Regions from separate parts of the Homo sapiens genome. Here region 1 is linked to region 2. A link is a contact called in ENCODE Hi-C or POLR2A ChIA-PET data. All regions are on one chromosome and are shown on one strand. Each heading gives the region's core, a stretch centred on a gene start or an enhancer-like site at or near the end of the contact. The rest is flanking DNA. Distances are from core to core; before and after follow the strand shown.

Evidence for each region. A loop is a pair of places that touch in the nucleus more often than their neighbours do. ChIA-PET counts read pairs that join two places held with the same protein, here RNA polymerase II (POLR2A). Pooled maps may share reads with other maps.
Region 1: a map of natural killer cell shows a loop between it and region 2 (17-fold over the local background). The contact joins two enhancer-like sites. A Hi-C loop is called at or near these places in 2 of 168 maps with a recorded cell type or tissue (naive thymus-derived CD4-positive, alpha-beta T cell and natural killer cell) and 10 of 50 pooled maps. POLR2A ChIA-PET finds 5 or more read pairs at or near these places in 1 of 52 experiments (activated CD4-positive, alpha-beta memory T cell).

Annotation. Positions count from the first base shown.
Region 1 is chr5:159,410,906-159,413,928 of GRCh38, reverse strand. No RefSeq gene overlaps it. Among named protein-coding and RNA genes, the nearest start is that of LINC01845, 54 kb to the left of the region's middle. Within about 2 kb of position 1,533, at least 2 of the 41 ENCODE cell types and tissues checked have a DNase peak (open chromatin) inside an H3K27ac peak, as active enhancers do.
Region 2 is chr5:159,771,965-159,774,857 of GRCh38, reverse strand. No RefSeq gene overlaps it. Among named protein-coding and RNA genes, the nearest start is that of LINC01847, 98 kb to the left of the region's middle. RefSeq lists enhancers at 1-378, 1,056-1,145, 794-1,306, 1,256-1,385, 1,307-1,821 and a silencer at 1,556-1,605. Within about 2 kb of position 1,402, at least 20 of the 41 ENCODE cell types and tissues checked have a DNase peak (open chromatin) inside an H3K27ac peak, as active enhancers do.

The DNA.
Region 1 (3,023 bases), core at 284-2,783, 360 kb after region 2:
AACCTTGAACACATGCAGTTTTGAACATGTGTAAACATATACTTATCTATAGATAAATTATAAGAAATGGGATTTCTTTTATAATTTTGTGCATTTGCCATTTGCTTTTTTTTTTTTTTTTTTGAGGCAGTTTCTCACTCTGTTGCCGAGGCTGGAGTGCAGTGGATCAATCATAGGTCATTGCAGGCTCAAACTCCTGGATTCAATCAATCCTCCCACCTCAGCCTCCCAAAAGTACCAGGACTATAGGCATGAGCCACCACACCTAGATTTGTGCATTTGCATTTTTGTTATATGTTGTCAAATTGCCCTCTACAGAGATTATACCAGTTTACTCACCACAATCAAAGTTTAAGTGCGTCTTTCCCTCAGCCGCTTCTATACACTGTTATCAAATCTTGGGTATGGACCGATTTGGCAGATTTTTGAAATGCTATCTCAATGTGAAGGGGGTTTTTTTAGTGAATTTTTTTTTTTTTTTTTTTTTTTAGAGACGGAGTCTCACTGTGTTACCCAGGCTGGCCTCTAACTCCTGGGTTCAAGCCGCCCTCCCACCTCAGCCTCCTAAGTAGCTAGGGCTACAGGAATGCACCACTGCACCCAGCTTCAATGTGGTTTGAATTTTTATTACTCTTTTTTTAATGAATCTTTTCTGATGGTTAATAGCCATTTGTATTTTTTTCTCCGTAAATTAATACTTTAAGCTCTTTCTCATATACGTAAATTTTTAAAACATGCATACTGATTGTTTATAGCCATGAACATGCATAATGAAGGGTGGGAGAGAAACTCTAACCTCAATTGAGAGGCTGCTGCTGGCAAGGATGGCAGGCGGGTGGGACAGGGCAGACAGCAGAGACACAAAGGGATTATCGATGAGGGGGTAACATTTTATTTCTTTAAAAAAAAAGCACATGAAGCAAGAAAGAAAATTGAAAAAAAAAAAAAGGAAGCAAGGGAGGGAAAGAGAAGACAAGCTTTAAAATCAGTAAAGCTGGGCTTGAATCTCAGCCACAACACATGCTCTGTGGCCTTTCAAAGCTCTCATAACCTCTCTCATTCTCAATTTCCGCATCTCTAGGATGTAGAGAATTTAATGACTAAAGATAATCCATGTAAAACCATGATTAGCACATCATTGTTGCTAAACAGTCATATTACATTGTTAATTTGATTATTATTCAAATGTATATGATGCCTCAAGCCAAGAGAAAGGGTCTGGTGGCTTTTCCTGGCTCAACTACCTTTTTCCTGTTAGGTTTCCCCAGGGGGTAGCCTCTTGTTGGTGACATCATGCCAGCGGTTTCACCCTCTCTTGACTATTTTCCAAATGTCCTCCCCAGAGCTGCCCCTGTTGGTGTAACTGGCGTGACTGAGAGAAGCAAGGATGTGCTTGGGGTAGGGCTGGGAGGGGGAGTTTCCTCTGTGTCGCAACCACTGTTTCCAAAAGCTGTGACCTCTGTTAGCTGTGAGATTTTGTCTTCCTGTTGTGGCAACATCTGTAGAACCACATCCATGGTTTACCTGCAGCCTAAAACGCCCTGGCCTCGGAGGAAGCTAACACCTCTTTCTCCTTAGTTTGCATTACCTCAACAAGCAGTAGGCTGCCCCACCACACCCACCACACCCCAAAGCTTCTTGATGCCTTGTTTTTCCAAAGCCTCAGAGACACAGAAAAGTTATTCCTTTGCTGTAAACTCCTTTTATCAGAACAGAAATGATTAGAGCAATGAATTTGGTACACACCTTTTTCCCATCTTTGAATTATTTTCTGAGTTGAAATGGTTTCTATTCTTTTTCATTATTTTGATCCTAAAACATCAGAACACTAGAAAGGAGAGAAGAGACAAAGGAAGAAAAAGAAAAAAAGAGGATTGCCGAGGCAGAAAGAAGAAAAAAAATAGGGTTGAAACAGATGGTGTCCTGCCAGAGTCACCTCTTAGGCCCTGGAGACAAGCTCCAGAAATAATCTAAAGGCCTACGTTGGACACCAGGTCCTTCCTTAGTGGCTGAACCTTTGCTCTCAGAGACCAAATAGCTCTTGTATAGCTAATGCCCAGCTATAAGTGAGAGAATGCTGGGTGAGCTTAAAGGAACACCCCTTCTAATAACATCTGGAAGCTTCACCAAACCAGCAAAGACAATGTCCTTCAATTATAATTGCAGCGATGAACCAATAACCCATCAACCAAATCATGAACATCATGGAGAAAGGAATTACTGTTTTTCACAGAGGTGAAGATCGCTTTATCTTTGGCAGAACTGATCTGAAGGGAAATTGTAAGAGACATGAAATTTAACTTTCCTGGCATTTGTGAATATTTCTTCTTTTAATAACCTGGATTCCATGAAACCAGGAACCTCTTTCTGTAGCATCCCTTGCAGGCCTGCCATCACATTTACTGCCAGTGCCTCACCTCTCTTGCCTTCATCCAAATTTCCCTTTCATTGGCCTAGTTTTCTGGAGCTCTTTGCTGGGAGACAGACAACTGCCTGTTCTGAGAAACCATTCCATTCTAAAGTGATAATGGATGCTGCAATAGGTAGAATAATAACCCCTCCAAATATATCCATGACCTAATCCCCAGAATCTTTGAATATGTTACGACATAGCAAAGGGGACTGTGCAAATGAGATTAAGGTTAAGTACTCTGAGATTATCCCGCATTACCCAGGACAGCCTAATCCAACCACGAGTCCTTAAAAACGGGGTCAGTTTCCTTAAAAATGAGTCAGAGAGGTGAGAGGAAAGAAGAGTTTCTGACTTTGAAGATGGCAGAATTGGGCGTGAGTCAAGGAATTCGGGTGGCCTCTAGAAGCTGGGAATGTCCCTCAGTGATAGCCAGCAAGGAAACAACATCTCAGTCCTACAACCAGAGGAAATGAATTTTGCCAGCGACCTGAATGCGCAAGGAAAGAGATCCTCCCCTAGAGCTTTCAGAAGGCACATACCCCTGCTGACACCTTGATTTTAGCCCAGTGAGACCATGTCAGACCCACAGAACTGTAAGAGAATAACTTTG
Region 2 (2,893 bases), core at 153-2,652:
AGAAACTCTATCAACCAGGGACAGCCTGAATGCCTCCTTCACCAGGAAGCTCTCCCTGATCTTCCTTTCCCACCAGTAGGGCATTCATTCTGCCGGCTTTGTTACCAATAGAACTGATTTCCCTCTGTCCTTGTAAATGCAGCTGGCTATTGTCTGAGCTGTTAGCTCGTTTGCCCTCTGGCTAAGTCGCTAGCCCTCAAACAGGTGCCTGGGGTGAACCCGCTCCCAGCTTCCTGTTTTCCACTTTTCCTCCTTTGCCCCCATTGCTGCAGGTATACTGAATGCTTTTCAGTTTTTCAAACCCGTCATGATCTCTGGCACTTCTGGGGTTAGGCACATGCTGTTCTCTCTGAGTGAAACTCTCTTCCCGAACCTCCTCTCCATATGCTTAACTTCCAATTAGCTTCCCAGCCTTGGCTTCAAAGTTACTGCCACCTGGAAACCTTCTTTGATTGCCTAGGTTAGGCTGGGTGCTCCTTCGCTGTATTGCGTGTGCCTCCAGCCCCCTAATGTAGCGTTTCTCACACCTTGTTTACCCGTCTTCCCTGCTAGAACGTGCGCTCCATGAGAGCTGGGACAGGTCAGTGTTACCTCGCTCACCTGGCACATGGTAGGTGCTTACTAACTACTTGGTGAATGCACAAAAAATAAATTAAGGCTGCCTTAGTCACCTTTGTAACCCTCTGTCTCCTCTGCCATTGTTCTCTGCACACAGCAGAGCTCGAAAATATTTGTCGGGTGGAAGGGGATGGAATTGAGTCCCCCCAGGTAAATGCTTCTGGACATATCTCAGAAAGAGTGCTATACGGTGAGCTCCTCGCAGCGGGACCACTCTTGTCCATCTCTGTAGCACCAGCACAGGCCTGGGCACACGGCAGGGATTCCACAGTGCTGCCACATTACTATTTTATTGGGTATACTGAGAGCTCTGCCACCGCTGGCAAGCCCCTTTCTCTCTCTGGCCTTAGTATCCCCATTGTAAAGCAGGGATAATCACGTGACCTGCCTTCAGGGCTGTTTTGAGGGTTAAGTGAATTATGACCTTAGCACATGTAGTAGAGCGATGAGTATGAGCTATTGCTCTCCCCTTTGTCACCTGCCACATCACATCTGTTTTTTTTTTTTCTTCCGGGCAAGGGCTGGCTTTGAGCGCCAAGCTGTGGAACCCAGGCCGGTAGCAGCCGAGGCGCAGGCCCCAGGTCTCTCCGGTTCCCGCCCGACCCCGCGCCACGGTCCTCGCCGTTTTGCTTTCGAGACACACCTGGCTGCTGCCGCGCGCCCCGGGCGCAGCCGCCCTTGGCCTGGCGCCCCCGCCTTTTTGCGGCCGGCGCTCGTGGAAGTTTCCGCGGCCGGTGGTGAGTCACTGCCCTTTTTTTAGCAGCCGCGGTGGATGTGCATCATAATTCACCCAGGCTCCCGAGAGCCCGGCTGCTGCCGCCGCCGCCGCCGCAGACGTCAATGCAGACGAGCCCGGCGCTCGGCCCGGTGCGAGGGAGGAGACCCAGGTCCGCGCCGCTAGGCCGCTGCCCCGCTGAACAGCCGCGCGACGCCCTCCCCGCGAGCTAGGGGCGGAGGGCGCTGCGGAGCGCGCCCAGGAAGCTCACCCCTCGGGGGCGCCTTGGAGCCGAGGAAGGGCAGGCTGTGAAGACAGAGCGGGAGAAAAGCCAGGAAGCAGGCATCTGGGCGTCCGTCCACCCCTCATTCAGTCACCTGCTCTACCGTTAGCCATTCAGGCTCTCACACTAAGTCACTTAAGACCCCTCTCTTTCATCCATCCACCCACCCACCCATCCACCCGTTCGATCATTCATCCACCCGTCCACTCTTCTGCCAACCACCTACCGGCCTTCCTATTCAGGCATTTGACATACTAAGTTACTTAAGGTCCCCTCTATCCACCTGTCCATAGCACACATTTATTTACATCCCATCTCTCTACCTGTCTCAGTTCATCTATCCATCCATTCATCTATCCATCCATCCATCCATCCACCCACACCCTCACTCGTTTAAATTAGTATCTGTTATGCTGGATACTGGGAACACACAGATAATTAGGGCAGCATCTCAACCTGACTCTCTCAGAATTAAAGAAATAGGAGCGATAGAATTCTATTACAGTAGGATAAGAACTGTAGTAATAGTAATTAGAGTAATATAAAATAGTAATAATGTAGGCTAATGATAGTAACCCTATTACAGTAGGATAATAATAGTAATAGTAGCAGCTAATATTTATTGAGCATTTATTGCTAAGCAGTGTCCTTAGCTTTCCATATGTATATCTCATTGGAGACTTACACCAGCCCTGGGAGGTAGGTGCCATTATTATACCCAATTTTCAGGTGAAAGAAACAGAGGCTCACAGAAGTTGGAAAAGTCCAGTGCTTACATAGCTATTAAATGACCAAAATGGTTAGAAGCCAGTGCTTCTTGCTAATGTCCTGGCTGGCATTTGTTACCTGTAGAGGTTAGCATGTTAAAAGGAGTTCAGTTGGATCAGTTATGCCATCTCTCTGAGCCTTGCTTTTCTGTAAAAATAGGGACACCATTTAGGGATAAATGTGTACTGTATATTAGGCCTTGCATCCATTTGCAAGGACTGAAGTGTCTGAAAAACTTATTACCCACCAAGATTAGAGAATAAGAATAGGGTATGGAGAAAATGAGATGTGCCTATTATTATTATTATTATTGTTATTATTTTAATTTTATTATTACTATACTTTTAGGGTACATGTGCACAATGTGCAGGTTAGTTACATATGTATACATGTGCCATGCTGGTGTGCTGCACCCATTAACTCGTCATTTAGCATTAGGTATATCTCCTAATGCTATCCCTCCCCCCTCCCCCCACCCCACAACAGTCCCCAGAATGTGATGTTCCCCT